Linked DNA regions of Mus musculus: regions 2 and 3 are each linked to region 1. A link is a loop called in an ENCODE intact Hi-C map of the cell type or tissue named here. Cell type or tissue: heart. All regions are shown on one strand.

Evidence for each region. A loop is a pair of places that touch in the nucleus more often than their neighbours do. Peaks named below come from ENCODE experiments on the same cell type or tissue, not always from the same donor. Only the 100,000 strongest peaks of a DNase experiment are listed, where the experiment ranks them.
Region 2: a loop joins it to region 1, with 2.5 times the contacts of the local background. A loop is called at or near these places in 25 of 42 quality-filtered maps.
Region 3: a loop joins it to region 1, with 4 times the contacts of the local background. A loop is called at or near these places in 10 of 42 quality-filtered maps.

Annotation. Positions count from the first base shown.
Region 1 is chr3:97,767,065-97,769,564 of GRCm38, reverse strand. All of the region lies in intron 8 of Pde4dip (phosphodiesterase 4D interacting protein (myomegalin)), which reads left to right. Among named protein-coding and RNA genes, the nearest start is that of Gm46816, 20 kb to the right of the region's middle. In heart, a CTCF peak has its summit at 1,211; DNase peaks (open chromatin) are centred at 1,544 and 2,474; H3K4me3 peaks cover 1,842 bases; H3K27ac peaks cover 1,734 bases.
Region 2 is chr3:97,878,157-97,880,656 of GRCm38, reverse strand. All of the region lies in intron 1 of Pde4dip (phosphodiesterase 4D interacting protein (myomegalin)), which reads left to right. Among named protein-coding and RNA genes, the nearest start is that of Pde4dip, 9.3 kb to the left of the region's middle. In heart, a CTCF peak has its summit at 1,199 (motif pointing right); a DNase peak (open chromatin) is centred at 1,226.
Region 3 is chr3:97,679,554-97,682,053 of GRCm38, reverse strand. It overlaps Gm31242 (a long non-coding RNA gene), which reads right to left and starts at 1,491. Exons shown (of 2, transcript XR_375880.2): 1 at 1,016-1,491; 2 at 1-480. It overlaps n-TQctg2 (a tRNA gene), which reads right to left and starts at 595; the gene lies at 524-595. In heart, CTCF peaks have their summits at 64 (motif pointing left) and 1,335 (motif pointing left); DNase peaks (open chromatin) are centred at 103 and 1,233; H3K4me3 peaks cover 1,439 bases; H3K27ac peaks cover 1,284 bases; H3K27me3 peaks cover 577 bases.

The DNA.
Region 1 (2,500 bases):
TTAAGCTTCAAGCTTTGTTATCGAGGCAGCACAATCTTTTGACTAGGATCAAGTTATTTTAAACACCAATGATCATGCGAAGGCTGGCTCTGCTGTGAAAGCTCACTATCGATTTTTCAGGGTAATTTTGGAGTAGTTTATGTAGGAGGAAGTAGGGTGCTCTCTGCCTGTCCATCTGTCATAGTGAGTTCAGAAACTCTGTCTTTAATAGACTGTTGTAGATTTCAAAGACAGATGCTCAGTTTCTTTTGACTTTCAAGCTCACATCATTTAAGGATTTAAAAAAAACGCAGCGGTTTTTACTTGGAGTCCCATTTTATGGTCTGGCTTAGAGGATCGGAATCTGTGTCTTTAGATGAAATTATATATGCAAAGCTATTTGGCATACAAAGCTACAGGATTTTGTTTAGGTGATTAGAACGATCACGATAGCCCTAGCCCCACAGTTTTTGAATCTAAAAGTCATTAGTTAGGGACCCAGAGTTCCTGCCCTGGAGGAAGTTCAAGGGATTCCTGGAGATGCTGTTCCTCCTCTGGTACTTGCCTCTAAAGCCAGGAAGTGAATTTCTTACTGGCAACAGTTTGTGATACCTGCATCTCATCCAGTTGCTGCTCCAGGTTCTCTTATGTGGGTGAAGTTCTATAGGAAAGGATCGGAAGACTTAGTTGTATAATAGTAAAACCAGGTACTAACTATGCCAGTGAATTTCCAGCCCTAATTCTGAAGTACTTGAATTGAAAACACTTTCAAAGAAGTGTCTGTCTCCCTTCTTCCATTTCCAACAGAAGTTGTCTACCAGAACCTGAAAGAGAATTCGTGATACTCTCTCAGGAGGCCTGAAGCTTGACAAAGCCCATTCTCTTGTTAGCTTTAAAATCTTGATCAGATCCAGTCACCTGGTGTTTACTGGACTCTCAGGTGCCTGCATTATACAGGTCCATTTCCCACTTTCAGAAAAGGACAAAACACCTAGGCCTGCTTATCCACACATCACGTGACATTGATAGAAACACTAGTCTCCTTTCTTGTATCAATCCAGTAGTAAGTAAGGTCCAACCTTAGTTTGGTGTCGGCAAACTCTTTCAACCTGCCTCCTCTACTTATCAGGTTCTCCCCAAACATATCTGCAGCTTGGGAACTTCTGACCCCAGAGTCAGAGTTAGGAGAGGAGGTGGGGCGGCGTCAGAAGGCGGTGGCGCAGCGGTACCTAGTGGCACCGCCAGGCCACATCCAGTGTACGTGGCACTGACCGTAGACAGACAGGGAGGGGACTGGGCTTTCTCCTCTGGGAGGAGCCTCAAGGCATCCAGCAGAGGAGAGAGATTCCCTGAAAGGATTGGGGAGTGTATTTGGTGAGATCTTATCAGAGTAAACCAGCCAGGCGTTGGCCTTATATCTCACTTTGCATTCTCCCCCTCCGAGCAAAGTCCGCTTTACCGGGCTAGCAGGCGAGAATGGATTGGAGGCGAGGGGAGGTACTCGCCAGCCCGCATGCGCGGAGCCGCAGCGGTCGGACTACATCTCCCAGAGGAGGCTTGGGGAGACCGCCTATCCCGGCGCCATCTTGAAATCTGATGCTTCATCTCCCGGGCTTTGCGTCAGCTCTGAGCCGACTTTACTGTCCCAGAGCCTAGACTGCCCGCCCCGGAGGACGTGGAGGACGAGGCAGCCCGCGGGAGAGACAGCTGTGGGGGCCCTGGCAGCGACCTCGCGCAGCTCGTACCCTGTCACTCAGCATCCCAATCGGTGTTGCGCCCGCGCCCGCCCCCTGCCCGAGGGGCGGGGCTGGTCTTGTGGTACCCAGAGTCTGCGCACGCTGAGGTGTGCCCCTGCCCAGTGAGGACCTGGGACTGGGCCATGCCAGCCCCAGACCATCAAGGTGGGAAGAGGACCGCATCCCAGAGCCGGTGAGCAACCCGCAGCTTTGGCCGCTCCAGAGAAGTTCCGCACCCTCCAGGAGTGAAGATGAAAGAGATTTGCAGGATCTGTGCCCGGGAGCTGTGTGGAAACCAGCGGCGTTGGATCTTTCATACCGCGTCCAAGCTCAACCTCCAGGTTCTGCTTTCGCACGTCCTAGGCAAAGATGTCTCTCGTGATGGCAAAGCCGAGTTTGCTTGTAGCAAGTGCGCTTTCATGCTCGATCGCATCTATCGATTCGATACTGTCATTGCCAGGATCGAAGCCCTTTCTCTTGAGCGCTTACAGAAGCTGCTCCTGGAAAAGGATCGCCTCAAGTTCTGCATTGCCAGTATGTATCGGAAGAATAATGATGACTCTGGCGAGGAGAACAAGGCGGGGAGTGGGACAGTAGACATTTCCGGCTTGCCAGATATGAGGTACGCTGCGCTGCTCCAAGAAGACTTTGCCTATTCGGGATTTGAGTGTTGGGTAGAAAATGAGGATCAGATTAACGACTCACACAGCTGTCATGCTTCCGAAGGGCCCGGAAACCGACCCAGGAGATGTCGCGGTTGTGCAGCTCTGCGGGTTGCGGATTCC
Region 2 (2,500 bases), 110 kb before region 1:
TCACATCTCCATCCCCAAGCAGAGGCAGGGTTCACTATGAGAGGGATGAGTCTTTTGAAACTCAAAGCCCACCCCCAGTGACACACCTCCCCTTCAAGGCCACACACCCCTAATCCCTTCCCAATAGCTCCCCAACCTGGGGACCACAAATCAAACATATGAGCAGGGATGGGGTGGGGTGGGGGATGTTAGTATTCAAACCACCACAGCATCCATGCTGTCTCCAGTATAGTTCACTCTGTAACACCTCTGGCTGTATTAACCCACAGTGATATTCTGCAACATAGCTTTATTGGGCTTTCAGCAAGAAAGATCTTCATGAACTTCATGTACTTTGAAACTCGTTTCAGAGAGAATATGCATAAGAGGCACAGACTATAAAATGATAGTCAATGGTCACTCTTCTACCCATTTTTCCTCACCGTTGTGGCAGCATGAATGAGATTGTTCTCCACAGGCCCTGGCACTTGAGTGCTTTGTTCCCAGTTAGTGGTGCTGTTTGGGGAGGTCTAGAAGATGTAGTCTTGTTGAAGGAATTACGTCACTGAAGCAAGCACAAGATATCCTTGAAAATCGGCCTGAGCTGAAGATCTTGACCTTGGTATCAATCGAATGAGCTCTGAGCTATGCATACTTCAGCAAAAGCAATCTGAGAGTAGAATCTGGCAGAGTAGACCAGGCACGTGGCCAGGGGTCTGCCTCACTACACTGAGCTTTGGGACCATAAGTCCAGTGCTCCACTCAGAGGATAGATGAGAAATGGTACAGGGACCAGACACAGTGGTCCATGTCTTCAATTCCAGAACTTAGGAGTGGGGCAGGAGGATTGCCACAAATTCAAGGCTAATTGATCTGCATTCCAAGCCATTGAGGACTACAGAGTGAGATCCTGTCCCAAATCAATCAATCAATCAATCAATCAATCAATCAAACAAACAAACAACCCACGAAGGTAACAGAATCAAACACAAGACCGGAGAGATGGTGACAATATGAACCAGACATTAATAAGGATGTAAGAAGGCAGGCCCGTGATGCCCTAGCACTAGGAAATAAGCAAAATGCCTATAAAGGTGTATCAGGTAGCAAAAACGAATACAATAGGTGAGTATGAAAACAGAAAATAGTTAAACGAATTACAGGGAGCATTTAGGGCCAAATAAAATACACCCACGAGGCTGCAGCAGGAAGATAGATTCTACCAGCAGGGGGCGCATGAGGGTGGCTTTTATTGTCACAGCATCCAAGTTTTGATACCAAGTTTTGACAAGCAGCTGTTACCAGTGGATAGAGAGGCTCCAGGTTGGAAGTGTCCTAAGGCAGCTAGAAGTCACTACAGCCTGCATAAAACATGAAGAAAGCGTTGCTGCTTCCAGTCATGTGACAGAAGAGTCAAGGTGCAACAAGATTTGGTTTTGTGTTGAAAGACAAATGCTTGAAATTCAATGATGTGTGTGCGTGCGTGCCTACGCGCCCATGTGCCATCCTCGTACTTGGCAAGATGGAGGCCGAAAGGTCAGGAGTTTGAGTTCTATGAGATGTGGTTTTCAGAATACAACAAAACAAATGCAAAACAGGAGTAACAAATGAAAAGGCTGCCCTCAAAGTAACTTGATCTTTCTTTCCTCTCCTCTCCTCTACCCCCTTGCCCTTCCTACTGTCTCCCCCCCCCCCCCCCGCAGCCTTCCCCCCTCCCCCGCACCTTAGTGATCACAGCAACTTCCAGCTGAGATTTGAAATGAGAAATAGGTCACACTAGCTGACCTTGTCTCGTAGTTGCTTTTAAAGTTATTGTGAGAGGAGCGACAGCATATACGTGGAAAGTCAAAGTATATGACACAGTGTCACAGGAAAGCTTGGGGTGACCCAGGGAAGCCACCATACAATACCTGGGAAACTCGAGGCTCTTCTTCAGTGTCTTTAGTCTTCTTAATAAAAGAATTTAAGAATGGATTCAAACGGAAGATTGAGGGTGATTTGTTAGTGTTTAAAAGGAAAACCTTCTGACAGACAAGATGGAAGTCTTGCAGCTGCCTGGAAGGCAGGAGGAGAACGAGGAAGAGAAGGCAGCAGATTCATACTGCTTGCTGTAAGGCTGCCCAGAGGTCAGCCACAAGATGAGGAGCAGAACTGAGGCAAAGGGGTAAGGAAGCCCACAGTGTTAGGCAGAGTTCAAAAGCAGCCTTAGGTCCTGGCCAGCATCTGAAAGACAGTCAGAAGAAAAAAGAAATAGTTACACCTTTCTGAGTGAGTTGGGACTCAGAAAGGTGGGAATACCAAGAGTCAATTCTCTCTTTCCATCTTTACGTAGCTTCTAGAGATCGAATTCACATTGCTAGGCTTGCATGCAAGTGCCATTGTGTACTGGTCTATCTGCCTTCCAGGCAGTCGCTTGTACCTTATGGAATCTAAAGGGACCATTTGCTATCTGGTGGTTGACAATCCACAGACCGAGAGCTGGGGCTAACAAGATCTGAGGATCTCGGCACAAGAGAATACC
Region 3 (2,500 bases), 88 kb after region 1:
GGGAGGAGCCACCTGGGGCGCTGCGATCCAAACTCAGCTCTTTTGGTCTCAATTAAGGAGACAGCAGCGGCCTCTGCTGGTTTCAATAGAATCTCAGAAGTTCAATGAGCTAAAACGCACTGAAATTGCTCAAACGCAAGGGCTAGCTAAGGGCTAGCTCGATTAAATTCCCTTCATCGTGTGCAGGAACAGGAGATGATGGAGCCTCGGGTGTGTCTGTAGCCAGGTGTTGAAACCCTTTCGGCCCCAGCTCACCTGAAAACGTGGCAGACCTGAGGGTCGTGGAGCCGCGATGTGTCAGCGAGCCTCGGGCCAGGCTGGTCGCAGAGGACAGGATTTTGCGGTGTGTTCGGGCTGCTACGATGTGGATTGGTGTCTCAGAGCTGAGAGATAGGACGCAAACGCGGTGTGCAAATGACTTAGAGCAGGAGTGAAGCCAGGGCCTGCTCCCCTTTCCTTCCTTCCTGTGCTAAGCCAGGGCTATGAACAGAAAGAAAATGGATCCTGTGTGGGTTAAAGAGAAAGGTCCCACCGAGATTTGAACTCGGATCGCTGGATTCAGAGTCCAGAGTGCTCACCATTACACCATGGAACCCTACACACAGAGATGCTCTGACTCACAATAGGTGACCAAATCCATTCTCCGCCTCCACACACCCCACGATTTCTTCCTCAAGCATTTCTACAGTCAGGAAGAGCAACCTAATTAACCGGAAGAATCGGACGCACTCAGGTTCGTTCTGTTCAGCTCTCGGCGTGTGGTCCACTTACTAGTGGGGTAAGCGGGTCTCAAAGAATGAGAAAGTGGATCTAACGCTTTGGAATCAGGGAAGTGCACGGCCGTTTGTTCCTGCATTGCTGGTCTCTTGTTCTGACATACAGTCCCTTGCGCAAGCGCTCCCCGGGCCACCCCCGAAAAAGGTTTTATTTTGCTTTGTAGTTCTCCCCCTCCTCGTATTGTCCAGAAAGCTCTAATGACTTCTATCCCGATCCCTCATTTCTCCTCCAGCCCCACCTCTGTTCTGCTTCTTCCGTCCTTGTCCCTCTCTTTCATGCTCCCCAACCCCCGCGTAGCACAGGCCACAAGTCATTGGGAAGTTGCAACCATAGAAAGAAAGGAAGGCGGGGCACCCACTAGAGGAGCATCATTGCATCTCTGGTCAGGGTGAAACGATCCGGGCAGCCCTTGGGGCTAGGACGGCACTGGCCTTAGGTGAGTACCAGACAGATTCAGAGCTGAGGACCCGGTGACACTTTGCTAAATCGCCTAGAACTGCAAAGCTGTGCTTGAGCACAGTGTGCCTTTTAAACTGGTGGCGGTTCCTCTCAGCGCCCCCTCGTGGCTACGTCAGCACGTGTACACAGCGGGACCAGTGGGGCCTGTGATGCCATTAAGATGGGGAGAAAACTGGGTGACACTTGCCACTTTAGAATGACGAGGTCAGCAAACTACAGTTGAGATCTATGTAGGAGAGAGACATGAGCTTCCCTCCTGGTGCCAAGTGGTAGTTGAGAAAGCATCTACATTTTAGTATTCAGAATATGGGTGGTTTCCAAACATAGTCCTAGAGATCACAGAAAAAAGCATGACTGTGTCATAGACCTTCAAAACTGCTGCAGCTAGATCTGCAAATACCTAATGGCACAGACTCTCCCACCCAGACCTGTGCACAGCCAACATTGGGTACTACTAACTCTTTTTGTTTTTCAAGACAGGATCTCTCTGTAACAGACCTGGCTCTCTGGGAACTTGCTTTGTAGACCAGGTTGACCTTGAACTCACAGAGATCCTCCTGAGTGATGGGATTAAAGGCATGGGCCACCACACACACTACTAATCATTGAATAGAGGACAGAGTTTTAGAGTCTATGTGGCAGTAGACACGGAGCCCATGGATTTTCCTCTTAGACTGAGTTATATCAGTCAGTTTCGATAAGTGCTAAGGTTTGGATTACAAGTCTTCAATACCCCTTGCTTCTCCTATGGCTTATGTGAGGTCTAGGCTCCAGCACTTTTGAGGGGTAGACCCAAGACCCTAGGGATCTCGAGGGCACGAATCTCATCAAGGGAGTATTAGGAAATGAAGCCTGGTGGGAGAAAATGGGTCAGTGAGGGACAAGTTTGACTGGTGTGCCTTGTGCAGGTCTCTTTCTCTCCTCCCTCTTCCCTCAGCTCTCTGCCTCTTGATGGCCATGGACTGAGCATCACCTCAGGGCCATGTGCTCCCTGCTCTGGCATGCACTGCCTGCTATAAAGATCCTGCCTCACCTCAGGTTGAAAGCAAGGGGCCAACCAACCATGGGCAGGAACCTCTGGGATCATAGACCAAAGAAACCTTGCCATGCTTAAGTTGCTTCTCTCCCCAAAAAAAGTTACAACGGGGAGTTACAGCTGCAGTTTTTAATCTGGTCCACAGTGGTTGCCCTGGGGCAGTATAGGGGAGTAGAATTCAATTTTTCTCAAAGTATTATTTTATTATATGAGTGACTTAACTAGAAG